Linked DNA regions of Homo sapiens: region 1 is linked to region 2. A link is a loop called in an ENCODE intact Hi-C map of the cell type or tissue named here. Cell type or tissue: K562. All regions are shown on one strand. Links, peaks and the distances in the headings refer to the core of each region. The heading gives the core; the rest is flanking DNA. Region 1 has its middle 110 kb from the start of CDK6. Region 2 has its middle 71 kb from the start of SAMD9.

Region 1 (4,402 bases), core at 295-4,294, 100 kb before region 2:
CTCATTGCTTTGATGTATCCTCCCTCAAATCCACCAAACGCAAAACAGTAATAATTATCCTAGGCAGAATTTTGAATATCTTACTTATCTTGTGAGAATTTTACAAGGCGCTCCCAAGCACTACCAACCCCCACGAAAAATTCATAATTTGAAACACTAGAGGCTTTCTCCTATGATAGACTTATAGAAAACTCTTTGAGGGAGCAAGATGCTTTACTTGGGATTTGGAAATTGTGAGGCTTTGGGGTAAGGACTTTCTTGTCAGGCAATAGGGACATCGCCAATGAGTACTAACAAATAATGTGTTGCATTTGAAAAGTCAGAGAAATCACCCTCACTGATTTGGCTCCCTGCTGTTACAGAAGATCTGGGCATAGGGAGCAGGTCATTCATGACTGACAGTATATTATACAAGTATAAAATACACCACAGGCAGGGAATTGGAGCATTGACAAACTTAATGCTCGATAAAAGAGTTAATCTGTGCTTACTGGAGTGGACTATGTTGCCTCTTCCCTTTGATGCCCCTTCTGATTTTACAAATAGCTGGCTCTCTCCTTGCTTACCTATTTGTTTAGAAATCACTATCCTCTTTGTAGAGGAGTGTTAGGTAGGGGAAGAAAAGGATGAGATAAACCCAAAGGGAAAACTTGGAGCAATGCCACCACCTGAAGAGCAATTTTCATTTAGATAAAACCCCTCTGCCTATATAACCTCGGTTATGACCTGGGAAGATATGATTTAGCTTACAACTTTACAGAAATATTGGTACTGGTAAAATGAGGTGTGGCTGTGTAACCCGAAGGACTAGAGATAAGTTTAAGTGGAAAGCTCTTTCCAATATGCTTGATGAGGACGCCTCCCTTGATTGGGAATTCCCCACTTCGGGTGTTCTCCCAGAATGAGATTCTTATTGAACAAAAGGGAGTTATGAGGCTGATTTTTCTCTGTTGACTATGAATGTTTTTATATTTCAGGAATTTTAATATTTTACACAGTTTTGTTTCTTATTGTGGTAATATATACATAATGCAAAATTAACCACCTTAGCCATCTTTAAGTGTTGCAACTCAGTGGCAATTAAATATATTCACAGTGTTGAACAACCATCAGCACTAGCCATTTCCAGAACTTTTTCATCATGCCAAATAGAAACTCTGTACCCCTTAAACAATAATTGCCCATTTCTCCTTTCCCTAGCCCTTGGTGACCTCTATTTTACTTTCTGTCTCTGTGAATTTTCCTATTCTATGTATCCCATATAAGTGGAATCACAGAATATTTGCCCTTTTGTGTCTGGCTTCTTTTGCTCAGCATGTCTTCAAAGTTCATCCATATTGTAGCTTGTATCAGAATTTCATTTCCTTTTAAGGCTGAATAATATTCCATTGTATGTAATATACCCATATTTCTTATCCATTGCTGGAGTTTTGGGTCATTTTCACCTTTTGACTATCATGTATAATGCTGCTATGAACATTGGTGCACACGTATCTGAGTCTGTCCTTTCCTTTCCTTTGGGTATATATCTAGCAGCGGAATTGCTAGGCCTTTTGACGATTCTATGTTAACTTTTTGAGAAACTTTGGAGACTTGTAAAGAGAGTATAAATCAAAGAGGCAGACTCATTTCAGAGTCTGAGCTGGAACCCAAATGAGGAGTATTAATAGGATTTAGTTAAAAAAAAAAAAGGACTGTTGACCCTGATGTGAATCGTTTGAGTGGAGCGGTGGAGAGAGAAACCAGGCATATTTAAGATGGAGGAATCCTGAGCATGCTTAAGTGTTGTGGGAGATATGAAAGGGAGGGGACAGTCAGCAGAGTGAGGTCTCCAAGAAGGCAGGAAAAGGAGTTGCCTTGGCCTGCTTTGAGAATCTACCTCTTTATAATGAGAGGCAAGGACAGCGTCAGGTGCAACCCAGTGTAACCAATCAAAGGTATTTACTGAGTTTGGCACTGTGCAGGAAGATAAAGTGAAACACTACTTGGATTTTACCATAAATGACACAGTGGAAAGGCTTGAACCTCGAACCAAAAGTAGGGTAGAAAATACTCAATGTCACAAGGGAAAGGTAAAAAGCAGGTGTTAGATCCTCAGCAGAAGGACAAGGTACTTTCAGCTGTAGAGGAGGACAAATAACGAGGAAAGCCTTTGCCGCAGTGTAAACTATTCTGGATGGGATTTGAGATCTGGATAGGCATTGACACCTGGCAAAGTGGGGGAAAGTTCATGCTACCCAAACTGTATTCTACCACATACTTAGGTATTATATGAAAAGTGGGAACAGTGGTCAAATTAATTTAGAAAGTGCTGTATCTAGGAAAACCATATTGTACAATGTAAGACATTTTTAAAAGCTAAAAGGGACACTGGTAATTATGCTGGGATAACAGGTATACATTGGGACTGTTCTAGGCCGACTGAGATGAGTGGTTATCTATACCACTTCTATACCATATTTTACCTTTGAAGATTTAAATGAACATTAGAATTGTAAAAGGTTCTGAGACTTACTATAGTAAGGAAACCTATTTTACGCTGGTTAATCCAGCATTTTCCAAATTTATTTGACCATGGAATCCCCACCCTACTTCCCCTCCCCTTCCGAGGAGTATTTATTAGCACCTAATAAATACTCCAAAGGCAGAGAGATGAAAGAGATGTGGGGATCAGGGAGGATTTGGTTTGGCAGAAAGAAAGCAATGGAAGATGAGAAATGTGGGTTGAGCCATGTCTTAGTGGCTTTTGAGGGCCAGATTTAGAACTTTTACTTGATGAAAGCCTTTTCTCATAGCACCAAATGGTGCTGTGTGCCTACAACTCAAAAAGAATTTTGAAGAATCATGATTTTCAGGAGGATAAAATGGCATATTTTTCCTGGTTTTCCTACTGCTGTTCCTTCTTTAATCTCTGAGATTAGTGGAGACAAAACCCTCCAATTTTGGAGTTTTCTTCCATTTTTGAGGTATTAAGGGATGAGTTGTAAAACTCCCATCTGAAGTCGTGTCTTCTTCTCTTAACCTGGTTTCATTCGTGAGGTCTAAAGGATAAAGGCATGGGAGAATGCCTAGGCTTTGAAAAGAAAAGTCATCTAGATTTCATTCACGATTGTGACTGCTATAACTTTAAATATAGATTTGAATGCAAAGAGTTAGCATGGTTACAGCAGCCTAGTAATAAGTGAAGATCAATGATTATTACGTGACCACAGTTAGGCTTTTCTTAATTAGAGGTCGCATATCTGGCAACCTGGTTAACTGGACAATAGACAGGTAAGAAACAGAAGTTATTAAAAACAAACTTCTTGAGAAGTTATGGCACAAACTTTACATTGAAGGCCACACAATTCTCAGAAAAACTCATTATTTATAAAACCTTATTTGCACACACACTTCCAGTAAATTAAGTGAGCTAAATTTTTTGTACATGATAAATTTAAAGGCAAATTAAAAGGGAAGAAAAAATTAACAGTGGTAGGTACATTTAAGTGAAAAGAGAAAGTGTGAACTATAAAAATTCAAAGGACTAACATGGTGTAAGGTTCTGAAGGCATTTTAGAGGGAAAAAGTCCACCAAATCTCAACTATTCTCTCTGAGGATACCATTCAGTTATACCATAGAATCATACTTATTTAAAAGGCTTATCTTTGACTCACCAAAAGATATTAAAGCATGTAACATTACTCAGTTTAAGATGGCAAGAAAGGGCTGGATGTGGTTCCTCACTTTGGAAGGCTGAGGTAGATGGATCGCTTGAGGCCAGGGATTCGAGACCAGCCTGGTCAACATAGCAAGATCCCATCTCTACAAAAAATAAAAAAAGTTGCCAGATGTGGTGGTTTGTACCTGTAGTTCCAGCTACTAGGGAGGCTGAGGTGGGAGGATTGAGCTCAGGAAGTCAAGGCTGCAGTGAGCTGTGATCGTGTCACTGCACTCCAGCCTAGGCAACAAAGTGAGACTGTCTTAAAAAAAAAAAAAAAAAAAAAAAAAAAGGTGGCAGGCCAGGCACGGTGGCTCACGCCTGTAATCCCAGCACTTTGGGAGGTGAGGCGGGCGGATCACAAGGTCAGGAGTTCGAGACCAGCCTGGCCAACATGGTGAAACCCTATCTCTACTAAAAATACAAAAAAATTAGCTGGACATGGTGGCATGCGCCTGTAGTCCCAGCTGTAGCTACTTGGGAGGCTGAGGCGGGAGAATCGCTTGAACTCGGGAGGTGGAAGCTGCAGTGAGCTGAGATTGTGCCACTGACTCCAACCTGGATGACAGAGCAAGACTCTGTCTCAAAAAAAAAATAAAATGGCAAGAAGGCATGTATGACATTTTGGAAAGAGTTCAATCCAAAATGCTTGTGATTTTAAGTTTGGTCACTTGAAAGTTCTGTTATCTGGGGCAGTCAAT
Region 2 (4,402 bases), core at 319-4,318:
TGAGTTTGTATACAACAGAATAAAAGCTTCTAGAGGGTAGTCCAGAAACTGTATTTTGGGAGTGAATACATTAAACAAGATCACTCTTCTAGGTTCTCATGAAATCCCAGTTATCGTTATTCCAACCCGGAAGGCTTAGGGATGAACAAGGACATATCATTCTTTTCTTCCAGAGGATGAACTGGACTTTTCACCTTAGCATTTAATCGGACACCACTCTTTTCCCATAGAGGTGCTCAGTCTCTAGCAGGGAAGGCCATTTATACATGAAAATGAACTGTAATGTTATCCTCTCCAGGACTAAATTTATTTACTTTTGTAAAATGGGAATAATTTCTTCACGCTTTCAAAGTGGAAAAATGATTGCTAGCACATATGGGAGTAGATTCTTGAGTGAAAGTTACTATAAATATTAAATATACAGTGGGATTTAGGAACCCACTTGCATGTGGCTCACACACATTACCTTATATTTACAGAAGGCAGTGGTGAGAAAGATTACTTTTCAATGATCAAAAATAGAAATCACGTTTATTTGGCTTTGAACTGCATCATATGCTTGTTCTTTCTACATATTTAGCATGTAATTATGTTTGGGTTTGGTTTGTGTTAAAAATTAGATTACATTTCCTGAACCACTGATAATCAGCAGAAGTTCTTCAAGAAGCAAGATGGGTTGTTAGGCACTTTGAGGTGGAATGCCAGCCAAGATGCCATTTTTGAGATGCCCCTGGGCTCTATAAGCACAGGAGACCATTAGAGACCATGAAATGCTGACAAACCCAGTGTGATAATACCACTCTGTGTGACAATCTCTGTAGTGGTAGAGGCTGTATATGTACTCTAGAACAGTGCTCCCATTCTAGAGTGGGGTTCTCAGAACACATGTCCCTTTCCAGATGCATCTGCTATACATAGTTTTTCTATAAGAACACTATTTTGATCAAGAATCAATAGGAGAGACATTTAATTTAATATCACTGTTAAGAGCCTTTGAAAAATGCTTATTAATAAAAGATACAAATTTATGCATCCCCTTTTCATTACAAGAATCATACACCATCAGAGGTAAAAGGAACATCCTTCAGAACTGGTTTTCAAATGCTTTTTTTGACTTGAAATAGACTCCTTTTAAAAATGGAATAAAAAGAAATAAAAGTCCACATGGCATTCCAATATGTAAAATAATACCAGTATGTCTTACTGAACAGGGGAAATACATAGGGTTTCAGAAGTTCATTTTGAAAATCACTGTGTTAACATGTTTCCTAAACTTCCTGAAAAAGAAACTATATGAATCATCTCAGGATGCAAAGGAATAGTAACAAACACAGAAATCCTAAAATATCGGGGAAATGGTATCATTGTACTAAGATGGCACCTACTCGTATACAGATGAAGAAATGGGAGCCTGATTGTTTGCAACAAATGGCCAAAGGTTGCACAGCTCCTTTAGGACAAATTCAGGATGCAAATTCAATGTTTTTCTCCCCAGCTTGCGGGTCACTATCTGATGCCGCCTCTGGAGTCTGGAATGCCTTTGAAATCAGGCTGTATGACACTCTAATCAATTTTAATGATCTAAAGCTTTTATAAATTGGTGAAAAATTTTATAGCACAAAACTACTTTCTACATTGTTCTGTGCTGCCACAAAAATCAATCACGATTCTCAGGGATATTTTTATGTTCATATATTGATGATAATCATTCCTTATATTTATGTAGCTAGATATGCATGGCTTAAACACCACCACATGCATTCTGGGACTGGACATAGGACATGACATCCTTGACCAGTAAATCCCTTGAATGAGTGCATTTTCCCCCTCTGTGCATGTCTCCTTCTCGTCCATTGTCTGTCTCCTTTTCATGCCTGTCAGGCGATGGCCATGACTGTGCACTTATAAAGGTCAGTGACCCAGCAGAGAGGGCAGGCCCTGCAGAAGGCGTGTTGATGAAGCATTACAATGCACACTGAATTTGTTAGCTCTCTGGCTTACTCCCAGGGGCAGGCTACAATTGTTTCCTGTGTGGCATGGCACCCACCCGGAACTCTTATGGTATGGGCCATTCCAACCAGGAATCTCTAAACCACATCCTACAAAATAAACATCCCATATTTCCCAGCTCACTAGATTCTTATACCTGGCTCTCCTTCCCTTAATTTGTACACTATACCCAGTGAAATGAATTAAAACAGAGTTATCTCTTATTTACATAAACAGCCATAGGGAGGTTTTCAAGGGATTATTTGCAAAACTGGGAGGCCACATAGATAATAATAAACTCACATCTTTCAGGTTGAAAACTTTTAGAAGGCTGAGGTCTTAAGCCTCTTTATATTACAAATACTAAATTAAACAAAAACAGACATGGCATTTCCTTTGAGATTGTCTCAAGGAAGGCAAGCATTTATTTCTCTCTTTGGAGCATCTACCTTTTAATAAAGCAATGATTATCTAGAAATGGAAACCTGTGATTCAAAAATAAAAGATTCACCTAAAATTTCAAATTTGCTGTAATTTATGCTACCTGTGCAAAACTTTTTACTGAAGTGAAATAGAATGAAAAAGTTGCCTGCATATGTTCTGGTTCTGGTTGTGTTGCAGTAGTTTGTATCAGACTGCCCTTCCTACAGATAACAATTGTGAACTCTGGACAAAATATTAAAAGAAAACAATTGAAACATACTGGGGAGACAACAAAGCAGCCCAAAACCAGAGAGAATTTGATCCTTGAAATAAGGAACCACATTAGATAAAATCAATGTATTTATTGATTTTTCCAAAGGTGCTCTATACTCCACTTGGTGCAGGACAGCTAGAATTGAAGCAGAAAGCTACAGTCTTATTGACCTGAGGAGTCAAAGGATAGTGTTTGGAGCTTTCACAACATCTGGAAATTGAGGGGTAAAAATCCCAGAGAGAAAGATCACAGTGGGGCTAGGTAGGCCCCAAATCTGCTCATAATCTCCTCTCTAATCTTTGGTGACCCTGAACTGTACGTGTGAAGGGGAAACTCCAAGTTGACCAGTGAAAAACTGTAGCTGAGAGACTGAAAGAACAGAACAGAAATTTTTAAGCTCTTGTTCACTGCACCAAGACAGAGTTTAGAGTTTGAGTCCTGCCAAGTTTGAGGGGCTTGGTAGTTTTTCAAGATTTCCACTTAAACTCTAGAAAACTCATGCTTTAGTTATAAAGACTAGTTATCAGATTCCAGAGATTTGCTTTAGGACTAATAACACAATGGAAACACACCCCATCAAAGCATAAAATTAAGCCTCTAAAAGTTCATTGGTGAGCTGCCAGTAATTTAAATGCCATGGACCACAAAATTCGGTACTGTTGAGAGGAAAAAACAGAAACTAGACTTTATAACGTATTCTTTATGATGTCCAGTATACACTAAAGAAGTACTAGACATACATATGAAGAAATGGGGAAACGTGACCAAACAGTAAATGACCCAAGATGACTCAGATGTTACAAAGACTTAAAATTAGCTATTATATATTTGTTTAAGGAATTAAAGAATAAGATAGTCATAATAAGTGGACAGATGGAATATTTCAGCAGAAAAATGCAAACTAAAAAAGAATGAAATATAAATTTTCAAGCTAAAAAGTACAATGTCTGAAATAACATTTACTGGATGAATTTAAGAGCAAAGGATTAGTTAATTAGAAGACATCCATAGAAACTATCCAGTCTGAAGAATAGAGAGAAGAAAAATTATGTGAAACAGTGTGTGAAGAGAACTTTAAGGTCCTGTGGGAAAGTATCAAATAATCCAATATATATGAAATTGGCTTCCCAGAAAAAGAAGACAGGGAAAAGGAAAACATTTAAAAAATAATAGATGACTAATGGAAAAATATCAAATTATAAATCCACAAAGCTCAGAAAACCCCAAGCAAGGCAAGTACAACAAAACAAAACAAAACAAAACAAAACAAAACAAAACAAAACAAACATCTAGGCACAGTTTAGCCAAAGTTGTCAGAGGAAAAAGATATCACATACAGGGATCAATGATATAATTAATCACCTACTTTTCAACAGAAACGATGAGACAGATACAATGTAACAACATCTTCAAAGTGCTGAAAGATAAAATGTGTCCATCTGGACTTCTACATCCAACTAAAATATCCTTCAAAAATGAAGATAAAGGCTGACCTGCTAAAGGTATATTAAAAGAACATTTTCAGACCAAAGGAAATAATACTAAGTACCAACTCAGATCAACAGAAGAAATAAAGAACACCAAAAATGTTTTTTCAAAAGTAGGTAAATATACAATATTTTTTCTTCCTTTTTAAAAAACATAGCTCATTGTTTAAAGCAACATTTAAAACACTGCATTGTGGCATTATAATGTATGTTGATATATAGCATGTGA

Evidence for each region. Hi-C counts contacts between places; a loop is a spot of excess contacts. Peaks named below come from ENCODE experiments on the same cell type or tissue, not always from the same donor. Only the 100,000 strongest peaks of a DNase experiment are listed, where the experiment ranks them.
Region 1: a loop joins it to region 2, with 2.2 times the contacts of the local background. A loop is called at or near these places in 2 of 110 quality-filtered maps.

What each region holds. Positions count from the first base shown.
Region 1 is chr7:92,945,245-92,949,646 of GRCh38, forward strand. No RefSeq gene overlaps it. Among named protein-coding and RNA genes, the nearest start is that of CDK6, 110 kb to the left of the region's middle. In K562, for the core only: no CTCF peak of the experiment used is centred there; no DNase peak of the experiment used is centred there.
Region 2 is chr7:93,044,896-93,049,297 of GRCh38, forward strand. No RefSeq gene overlaps it. Among named protein-coding and RNA genes, the nearest start is that of SAMD9, 71 kb to the right of the region's middle. In K562, for the core only: no CTCF peak of the experiment used is centred there; a DNase peak (open chromatin) is centred at 1,906.